Linked DNA regions of Homo sapiens: region 2 is linked to region 1. A link is an interaction called in ENCODE POLR2A ChIA-PET data of the cell type or tissue named here. Cell type or tissue: B cell. All regions are shown on one strand. Each heading gives the region's core, and the rest is flanking DNA. Links, peaks and the distances in the headings are about the cores only.

Evidence for each region. Peaks named below come from ENCODE experiments on the same cell type or tissue, not always from the same donor. Only the 100,000 strongest peaks of a DNase experiment are listed, where the experiment ranks them.
Region 2: POLR2A ChIA-PET joins it to region 1 with 7 read pairs; 2 of 35 experiments call an interaction of 5 or more read pairs at or near these places.

What each region holds. Positions count from the first base shown.
Region 1 is chr1:160,662,262-160,667,649 of GRCh38, reverse strand. No RefSeq gene overlaps it. Among named protein-coding and RNA genes, the nearest start is that of SLAMF1, 18 kb to the right of the region's middle. RefSeq lists enhancers at 1,595-2,156, 2,170-2,229. In B cell, for the core only: no CTCF peak of the experiment used is centred there; DNase peaks (open chromatin) are centred at 1,889 and 2,809; H3K4me3 peaks cover 2,106 bases; H3K27ac peaks cover 1,865 bases.
Region 2 is chr1:160,886,912-160,892,299 of GRCh38, reverse strand. No RefSeq gene overlaps it. Among named protein-coding and RNA genes, the nearest start is that of ITLN1, 4.4 kb to the right of the region's middle. In B cell, for the core only: no CTCF peak of the experiment used is centred there; no DNase peak of the experiment used is centred there.

The sequences.
Region 1 (5,388 bases), core at 165-5,164:
CAAAAAAGATAACTATACAATAGAGAAATCTGGCAATCTGTTGGCAATATATTGGCCAGGTGATTAAAATTAACATTATCGATGAGAAGACATCAAGGGTCTCTAGATGTGATACCTTGAGGGTACAATGTCACTTGTGTAGTACCTAGTCTGGGAATGCATAATGTGAATCTAATCATAAGGAAATACCAAAAAACCCCAAGTGAGGAATTTGCTATTAAAAAAGAGAGGCTGTAATCCCAGGACTTTGGGAGGCTGAGGCAGGCGGATCATGAGGTCAGGAGTTTGAGACCAGCCTGACCAACATGGTGAAACCCCATCTCTACTAAAAATACAAATACAAAAAAATTAGCTGGGTGTGGTGGTGCATGCCAGCTACTCAGGAGGCTGAGGCAGAAGAATCGTTTGAACCCGGGAGGTGGAGATTGCAGTGAGCCGAGATTGTACCACTGCACTCCAGCCTGGGTGACAGAGCAAGACTCCACCTCAAGAAAAAAAAAAAAAAAGGGAAAGGGTGGGAAGACTGCATTCTTCAAATATATCCATGTCATAAAGGAGAAGATATAGCTGTGGAAATGTTACAGTTGAAGGGTACTAAAGAGATACAACAACTAAATGCAATACCTAATACTGGACTGGATCCTGACCTGGAGGGAAAATTATGGTTACAAAGGGTCAACCGACAAAATTGAAATGCAAACAGTAGGTTAGACAAGAATATTGTTATCAATGTAAAATTTACTTAAGTGATAACTATATTGTAGTTGTGTCAGAAATTATCCTAATTCTTTACACTGATGTATTTAAGATAAAGAGCCATGCCATATGCAACCTACCCTATAATAGTTCAAATAGAGACAGAAAGAGAGAGAGAGAGAGAACTAGCTAATATTAAAGCAAAATGGGCAAAACATTACAGAGAGGTATTCACAGTCACAGCCAACTTGTAGACCCCTCCCTGCAGGATATTTATAAGCGTGTTCTTTGTACTATTATTAATAATAATTTTTTCTTGCAGCTCTTTTGACATTATTTTCAAATAAAAAGTTAACTACACAGATTAATGAAAGGTCTGCAATACTTATTTCCCCTTGATGGTCCTTCAAGATGCTGAGGGTCTGTTCTGCATTTACCACATCCTCTTCTTTCCTTGTATAGGCCTCTCCTTTTATAGACCTGTGAGTTCTCAGAGTACATTATCATTTTCAACCTTGAATTCCCATTGAAACCCTTGAATTCCCATTGAATCATCTGCCAAAGACGACAGTTTATTTTTCTGTTGATCCAATCAAGAAAAGGAGAAAGCTTCCATGAATAATAAACAGATGGGGACTACAAGTTCCTGTGACTCTGCCGGGCTCTGCCCAATGTGTCTCTCCATTCTGGCTCCCAGGCTACAGGAGCACAGCCTCTGTCAGTCTTGCTATCTCTGGCAGAGGACAGCAACACAGAGCAGAAGGACCTCTTTAAAGCCTAGGTTTAATAATGACAACATTTTCATGCTTAAATCCTTCAAGGATAGGCTCGTTGGAGAGCCTACAGGGTTCTACTGATCCTTATGTGGCTTGGTTTCTGTGATTTTCTCCTGTCCAATTTCTAGTTTGGCCCCTCCTTTGCACTGAATGCTGCAACCTTCCTGAACTGCTAGCAGTTCCCCGAATTTACTCAATGCCTTTGCTCAAGCTTTTACACTTCCTGGAATCCCCTCCCACTCCTCGTTGACCTAACAAACTCCCACTCATTTGTTAAGACTCAAACCAATTGTTGCCTCTCCAAAGTCCAAGAACCACTTCTTAGGAATAGGACTCTCTCCCTGGTCCATAATCACCGTTTCCCACCCTCTTTGTGATAGGAATGATTACTACAAAGAAGACTTAGAAATCGTCAGCAGGGAAGCCCATAAAATTTGCATTTCCTAATTTTCTGTAATCTTGGTGGAGGACAGGAAGGAAGTGGCCAGGCCAAGGCCGTCTGGCAAGTTACCAGCAGGGCTGAGGCTGGAAGTCAAATACACATTCTCCTTTCTTTGTTGATACTACTGGGTACTCCCTGGGGCTTGACCCATTGCCCTTCTTATGTTCGAAAATGTCTTCTGGACTCTGTCAAACCCTAGACAACTCAATTTTGCAGGACCTTCTAGGGGGGCAATGTTGGAGGGCTTGTTGGCTCCTAGAGAGAGCACTGGAATGAGCATGTTTGGTTGGTCTTCAAGCTTATACCTAGTACCCAGAACCACATTTCAAGCTTCTGGGAGGTTGTGTGGTATAGGGGAAGGAGCATGACCTTTGGAGCCAGACAGCCTTGAGTTTGAGTTCCAGAACCGTCATTTACCAGCTTCTGAACCTCAGGAAAAGTAAACTTTCTAAACCTCGGTTTCCGTATGTGGATGATTTTTAAAATCAGGATTAAATGAGATAACCTCAATAAATCATTCCACATAAAGTCTGCCATACAGTAAGTGCTCAATAAGTATTAGTTGCCTTCCTCTGTCCCAAACTTCTCCTTCCTCTCTTCTGGGCTGGCAACTCTAATTTTAATGAATTAAGACAAGATCTCTTAGCTTAAGTTTCCCCAAGTGTAAAATAAGAGGGAAATGGTTGTATAACTCATATGACCCAGATCACGGCTTCTTTCTATTTTGCTTTTATCAATCTTCTCAATCAGGTCTGTGTACTGAGCACAAAGGCTGCCCATGGGTGTGACATGAACAACGGAGGTTTTGCTCTCAGAGGAAGTGGAGAGGGGTTGGGAGGTACCTGGGGAAATGCAAATTTCATGGCTAAGTAGGACTTCCCTAGGTCTGCTGACTTCCAAGATGCTTCTGAGGCATAATTCCAGTGATGATGTGAAGGTGTGGGGCCAGTTCTACCCCCACCAAAAAAGGCCACAATCAGTATATTCATTCCACAAACATTTTTAGCACTTGCTGTATGCCAGGCATTGTTAGATTGGGGAACCATGAAGGTAAATAGAGCATAATGAAACTCAATCAGGATATGGGTGGATTGACCTAAACCCAAGAGATTTGGTTTCTGGTTACGGCTTTTCAAAAACTAGCCATATGGTAAGTCCCTTAGAAGTTTTAGTCTCTAAGTATTAGCTTTCTTGGGGTGAAATGAAGGAGTTGAAAATATGACTTCTATATTTGTTTGCTTTCCTTCAGATTATACTTCTCCTCTCAAAGTCAGCTCTGTGTTTTCAAATAGCCCCTGGAAATCTCCATATGCATGAACCGTAAACATTTAAACTGACCATATCCCAAGCCAACAAATAATCTTATACCCCTTGCTCTCAATTTTGCCCCTAAGTTATCTCCACCTCTTATACTTCCTTTCTTAGAGAATGGCATTGCCATCTACTGGGAAACTGAACTGGAAGTGTAAAGGCCATAGTATATAGGCCACTCTCCTTCACAGCCCACATTCAATAAGTCACCAAACCCTGAAAAATCCACCTATGAGATAACTCTCCAATGGATCTCCTTCTCTCCCACCTCATTGCTACTTCTCCAGTTAAGACCCATCATTTCTTCAAATCTGTTCCTAGCCTGTAGGTCTACCTAAATTTCTCTCACACTAAGGCCAAAGTAATCTTTTCTTTTCTTTCTTTTTTTTTTTTTTTTTTTTTTTTTGACAGATTTTCACTCTTGTTGCCCCAGGCTGGAGTGCAATGGTGCAATCTTGGCTTACTGCAACCTCCGCCTCCCAGGTTCAAGTGATTCTCCCATCTCAGGCTCCCAAGTAGTGGGATTACAAGCACATGCTACCAGGCCTGGCTAATTTTTGTATTTTTAGTAGAGATGGGGCTTCATCATATTGGTCAGGCTGGTCTCAAACTCCTGACCTCAGGTGATCTGCCCACCTCAGCCTCCCAAAGTGCTGGGATTACAGGTGTGTAATCCCACCACGCCCAGGCAAGGTAATCTTTCTAAAGCAAAAATATGAACAGGTCACTCAGCTGCTTAAGACTTTTGGTGGCTTCCATCAAAGAATGAATGGCTTTCCAAGAATGTGTTTAATTATTTGTGCGCAAAAAGGAGTTTTGATCAGGTGAAAGGGGAGACACTGCCTCCTGTGGAAAGTCCTGGGTTGTGTATCCTTGCAGGAATGAAAGAAAAACAGATCAAAACAATGAGGAAGAGAAGAGAATAGCAAATATTGAGTGTTCACAATATAGCAAATACTGTACTTTATATACACTGCTGTTTTAACATTCAAAAGGCATATTAGGTATCTTTGCTCAGGTTTTCAAAAATCAGACTCTGAGATGGAGATTTGTGTGTGAAAAGTTTATGGAGGAGTGCCCATGAAATAATCAATACCTGTGAGGGAGTGAGGGAAGTAAGAGTGAGCAGAGGAAGAAGTTGAGCTGCGGATGCAGTTGCAACAAAGTCCTCAGCTGACTCAGTGAGGAGCCCTGGAGCTAGAATGACCCTCAGAGCTGTTGCAAACTGAGGCAAAAGGGGACTGGACTTTTATATCCTTTCATCAACCAGTTGGCCCAGTTGTTTGATGTGGGTTCCTCAGGGAAGGAACTGGCTAAGGGCAGTTCCTGGGGAGGAACTCAGCTGAGAGCTGTCAGCCACCAATACTTCCTGCATGGGGAATGACTGCTTTGGTCTTGAGGGGGAGATCGGAACAGCACATCATAGCATCCACTATGTGAGATAACTTGTAGTGCATTATTTTATAGATAAGAAAACTGATTTTCGCCAACACCATGACTTATCCAAGGTCGTACAAGTAATGAGTGAAATCCTTGTGGTTCTAATTCATATTTGTCTTCATGTTCCTTTAGCTACATATAACCATGCAATGATAACCTTTTTTGATGAAGCTAGCAGAAGAAAAGAAATAACTAAAATCAGAGCAAAAATAAATGAACCTGAGACAAAAAAAAAAAAAAACCTCACACAAAGGATCAAAAAAATAAAGTTGGTTGTTTGAAAGGATGAATAAGATTGATAGACTGCTAACTAGAATAACCAAGAAAAAAAAAAAGAAAAGATCCCAAATAAGCACAATCAGAAATGACAAAGGTGACATTACAATTAATATTGCAGAAATACGAAAGATCCTCAGAGACCACTATGAACAGCTCTATGCACACAAACTAGAAAATCTAAAGGAAATGGATAAATTCCTGGAAACCCATAAACTTCTAAGATTGATCCAGGAAGAAACTGAAATTATTAACAGACCAATAATGAGTTGCAAAACTCAATCAGTAATAAAAAAAAACTACCAACCAAAAAATGCCCAGAACTAGACGGACTCACAGTGGAAATCTACCAGATGTACAAAGAACAGCTGGTACCAATCTTACTAAAACTATTCCAAGAAATTGAGGAGGAGGGATTCTTCCTCAATTCATTCTATAAAGCCAGTA
Region 2 (5,388 bases), core at 187-5,186, 220 kb before region 1:
AGGACCTATGTCTAGAATGGTATTTCCTAGGCTTTTTTCTAGGGTTTTATAGTTTTGGGTTTTACATTTAATCTTTAGTTGATCTGTCTTTAGTTGATTTTTTATATGGTGTGAGAAAGGGATCCAGTTTTAATCTTTTGCATATGGCTATCAAGTTGTCCCAGCACCATTTATTGAATAAGGAGTCCTTTACCCTTTGCTGTTTTTTGCCAACTTTGTCAAAGATTAGATGGTTGTAGGTGTGTGGCTTTATTTCTGGGCTTTCTATTCTGTTTCATTTGTCTATGTGTCTGTTTTTGTACCAGTACCCGGCTGTTTTAGTTACTGTAGCATTTCACTATAGTTTGAAGTCTGGTAATGTGATGCCTCCAGCTTTGTTCTTTTTGCTTAGGATTGCTTTGGCTATTTGGGCTCTTTTTTCATTCCATATGAATTAAATTAAATTAAACTAATTAATTTCTTTGAGACAGAATCTCCCTCAGTCACCCAGGCTGGAGTGCAGTGGTGTTATCTTGGCTCACTGCAACCTCCACCTTCTGGGCTCAAGTGATCCTCCTACCTGAGTAGCTGAGATTACAGGCATGTGCCACCACAGCCGGCTAAGTTTTGTATTTTGAGTAGAGACAGGGTTTTATCATGTTGCCCAGGCTGGTCCCAAACTCCACCTCCTGGGCTCAAGCAATCCTCCTACCCCAGTCTCTTGAGTAGCTGGGATTACAGGCATGGGCCACCACACCCAGCTGAGTTTTGTATTTTTGTATTTTGTATTCTGACCTCAAGTGATCTGCCCACCTCAGCCTCCCAATGTCCTGTGATTACAGACGTGAGCCACTGCACCCAGCCAAGAATGTCATCAGTAGTTTGATAAGAATAGCAATGATTGTGTAAATTGCTCTGGGCAGTATGGCCATTTTAACAATATTGATTCTTCCTATCCATGAGCATGGAATGTTTTTCCATTTGTTTTTTATTGTCTCTGATTTCTTTAAGCAGTGCTTTGTAATTCTCATTGTAGAAATCTTTCACCTCCCTGGTTGGTTATATTCTTAGATATTTTATTCTTTTTGTGGTAATTGTGAATGGGATTGCATTCTTGATTTGGCAGTTAGCCTGGACGTTGTTGGTGTATAGAAATGTTACTGATTTTTGTACATTTATTTTGAATCTTGAAACCTTGCTGGAGTTGCTTATGAGATCTAGGAGATTTTGGGCAGAGACTGTGGGGTTTTCTAGGTATAGAATTATATTGTTTGCAAACAGAGACAGTTTGACTTCCTCTTTTCCTATTTGGATGCCTTTTACTTCTTTGTCTTGCCTGATTGCTCTGGCTATGACTTCCAGCACTATGTGGAATAGGAGTGGTGGGAGTGGGCATCCTTGTCTTGTTCTGGTTGTCAAGGGGAATGCTTCCAGCTTTTGCCCATTCCATATGATGTTGGCTGTGGGTTTGTCATATATGGCTGTTATTATTTTGAGGTATGTTCCTTCAATGCCTAGTTTGTTGAGGGCTTTTAACATGAAAGCATGTTGGGATTTTGTTTTTTAAATTTGGTTCTAGCAGTCTCCTAGAATACCAAACACTTTCATTTAATCATTTAATCTCTAGCAGACCCTGGTTATAGGTCCACTTCAGGTCTATTCTTGGAGTTGTAAACATTTTATCATTCTGTCTTTCAATAAATATCTTCTGAATCCTCACATAAGCAATGCAGTGTGTAAGTATACCTTAGTATGTAGCAGAAGGGCTTATGTAAAGCAAGGGGGCTTTTGCACAGGCCAAATAGGAAAGTAAAAAATCCATGAAGAATAAAATATGGGTGCTATACACACCTGTTGATTGAGTTTGGGGCTTCCCAGCTGAGGTGAGCTGCTGATGGCAGTGGTAGTAAAGAGAAATCCAGGTTTTTGAGATAATCTTTCTTAATGATAATCACACCTTTCACATATTCATGTACATTCTCATTTTGCTCTTGTCATTTCACTCCTCACAACAGTCCTGTGAGGTAGAGCTCGTTACTCACATTTTTATTTTTATTTTTTGAGATGGAATCTTGCTGCATTGTCCAGGCTGGATCACAGTGGCGAGATCTCAGCTCACTCTAACCTCCACTTCCTGGGTTCAAGCAATTCTCCTGCCTCAGCCTCCCAAGTAGCTGGAATTACAGTTGCGCACCACCACAGCCACCTACTTTTTATATTATTTGGTAGAGATGGGGTTTCACCATGTTGGCCAGGCTGGTCTCGAACTCCTGACCTCAAGTGACTTGCCTGCCTTCGCCTCCCAAAGTGCTGGGATTACAGACATGAGCCACCGCACCTGGCCTTGTTATTCACATTTTACTGCATGAAAACTGAAGTCCAGAGGGATGAAGTGGTTTGCCCAATGTCACATGTCTAGTACATGATCTTGGATTGGAGCTCAAGCCTATGGGCTTGCAGGGAGTTCTCATTTCAGAGTACCAACTCTATGCTAATGTCAGAGCTAGCATTTTTTCACCAAATCTAAGGTATAAAATGCACCATTGTTTTATGTACCACTCAAGATGAAATACAAACTATGATATGCCATTGAATGAAGGATGCACTCAATATCAGAGATATGAAAGTGTTAGACATAGTTTTATAAGAAGCATAAATTTTATTTGGACTGGGCACAGTGGTTCACACCTATAATCCCAGCACTTTGGGAGAATGAGGTGGGAGAATCACTTGAGCCCAGGAGTTAGAGACCAGCCTGGGGAACATAGTGAGACCCCATCTCTAAAAAAAATTAGAAAATTATCTGGGTGTGGTGGCATGTGCCTGTAGTCTCAGCTACTCAGGAGGCAGAGGTGGGAGTATCGCTTGAGCCCAGGAGGTCAAGGCTGCAATTAGCCATGATTGTACCACTGCACCCCAGCCTGGGTGACAGAGCAAGACCATGTCTCAAAAAAAAAAAAAAAAAAAAAATCGAATATTTGTCTTGGACCTAGATACAGTCTATTTCCTTTTGTTAATATATCTGAAAATATATAGTTCAATATTTTCTCTCCACAAATAAAGTATTAGCTTAACAAATATGGTGCCTCATAAACCTTTTCTTAAGAACTGCTGTGAGAAACATGTAAACAGTGAAAAGGTCATGTTATCGTGTTAAGATAATAATGGGCATAAGGGATGTGGCAACACCGGGCAGGAAGTGATCCATCCCATTGTTGAGGGAGAAGAGGCATGAGTGACATTTATGCTCAGGAAATTGAGGAGTGACACTGGGACAGAAATGGCAAAGCAGGTATTGAAGCATCAGAGGAAGTTTGTCCTGGATCAGTGATTCCAAAATGTAGTCTGGGGGCCAGTGCTACTCTAGAATGACCCCCCACCAAAAGAGTGTTTTCATTGGTTTGTAGCAAAATGAGAAAAGTAAGAAAAAATATTATTTTTCATAAAACTAAATTTATTCAAGCTGAAAATTTATATTTATTTTGATACTTTGTCTTTCCTGTGCTGTCATTGAGATATATATATATCTTACAAATATATATATATCTCACAAATATATATATATTTGTGAAATCAGTTGTATTTCTATATATAAGCATCAAACAATTAGAAAATAAAATTTCAAAAATATGGCATTTATAATAGCATCAAAAATGTCAAACACTGCCAGCATGGTGGCTCACGCCTGTAATCCCAACACTTTGGAAGGCCAAGGGTGTGAGGATTGCTTGAGCCCAGGAGTTTGAGACCAGCTTGGGCAACATAGTGAGATCCCATCTCTACAAAAAATAAAACAATTAGTTGGCCGTGGTGATATTTACCTGTGTTCTCAGCTACTTAGGAGGCTGAGGTGGGAGAATCACTTGCCTGGGTGACAGAGTGAGACCCTGTCTAAAAAAAGAAAAAAAAAGTCAAATACTAAGGAACAAATAGCAAATCATACACAAAATCCCTATAAGGAAGCTATAAGATACGAAAAAGCAATAAAAACACAAATAAATGAAGAAACAGGCCACACTCAATATTTTAAAGACGTAAATTATTTCTAAATGATCTATAGATTCAATGTAATTCCAATAAAATCCTAAAGGGTGTGTGCATGTGTGTGTGTGTGTGTGTGTGTGTGTGTGTGTGTGTATGTGTAGAGGTAAACGACCAAGAATAACCAAAAAAGAAGAGCAAAGTGAGAAGCCTTGCTCTACTGGATATCAAGACATTTTATCAATCTAAAATATTTGGAACAATGTGGTATGGGCACAAGGAAGTGCTGATTTCCATCACAGTCAGGCCAGTAATTACCTTTGGGAAGGGAGAGGTCTGTTATCTGGAAGCAGCATATGGGAAGCTTCTGGGTGCTGCTAAAGTTTCATTTCTTAGCTAGGATGATAATTACACAGGTATTTGCCTTTCTTGTAATTTATTAAACTGCACATTTAATGTTTTATATCTTTCTCTGTATGTGTAATTTTACAACAAACCTTCTCCAAGTCACTGGAGATGTAGATGTGGGGCTGGAGTGAGTTGGTGGTGAGGGGCTTTCTTCCACACTCTTCTATCTTCATGCACATCTATACTGTCACATACGTACCTATACTCTCAGCACTTTGGGAGGCTGAGGCAGGATTGTTTGTGCCTAGGAGTTCGAGACCAGCCTGGCCAACATGGTGAGAACTCGTTTCTACCAAAAATACAAAAGTTAGCAGGGTGTGGTGGTGTGTGCCTGTATTCCCAGGTGCTTGGGAGGCTGAGGTGGGAGGATCACCTGAGCCTGGAAGGTTGAGGCTGCAGTAAGCTGAGATTGTGTCACTGCACTCCATCCAGCCTGGGCAACAGAGTGAGACCCTGTCTCAACATAAATAAATAAATAAAATAAAATAAAGAGAAGCTGCTGTCAAGCAAGCCTGGATCTTGCCCTCTCTCTCGATTTTCTATTTCATGAGGTAATAGATTTACTTTTTAGAAAAGCCACTTTGAGATGGGGTTTCTATTAGTTACAGCTACAAGGAACCAGACTGAACTAAATAAATGTCCAGGGCAGTGGGGTTTGGAGGAAGTTGTGTGGGGAACAGATTCAAGAGGAAGTAGGGGTAGAATCAATGGGACGCAATCACTGATTGGATGATGATGGTTAGAAGGGGTAATGTCCTTAAAATGGATGTACTGTTTTCCCAGTCTATTAGATGGCATCATGTACCATTAAGGATGAGATGCATAATGATATTAAAGATGTCAAAATACAAAAAAAGTGTCTTAGAATCAACTAAAGAAAGTAGTATAAGTGTATATTTTCTTTTTTTATTTTTGCAAATATGTTACTGTTTTATTAAGCCATAAAGTTTTCAGGTGGTTAGTTACACACAGTAATGAACAACTGAGGGGATGTTTAATTTTTTTCTCTAGATCTTGGGC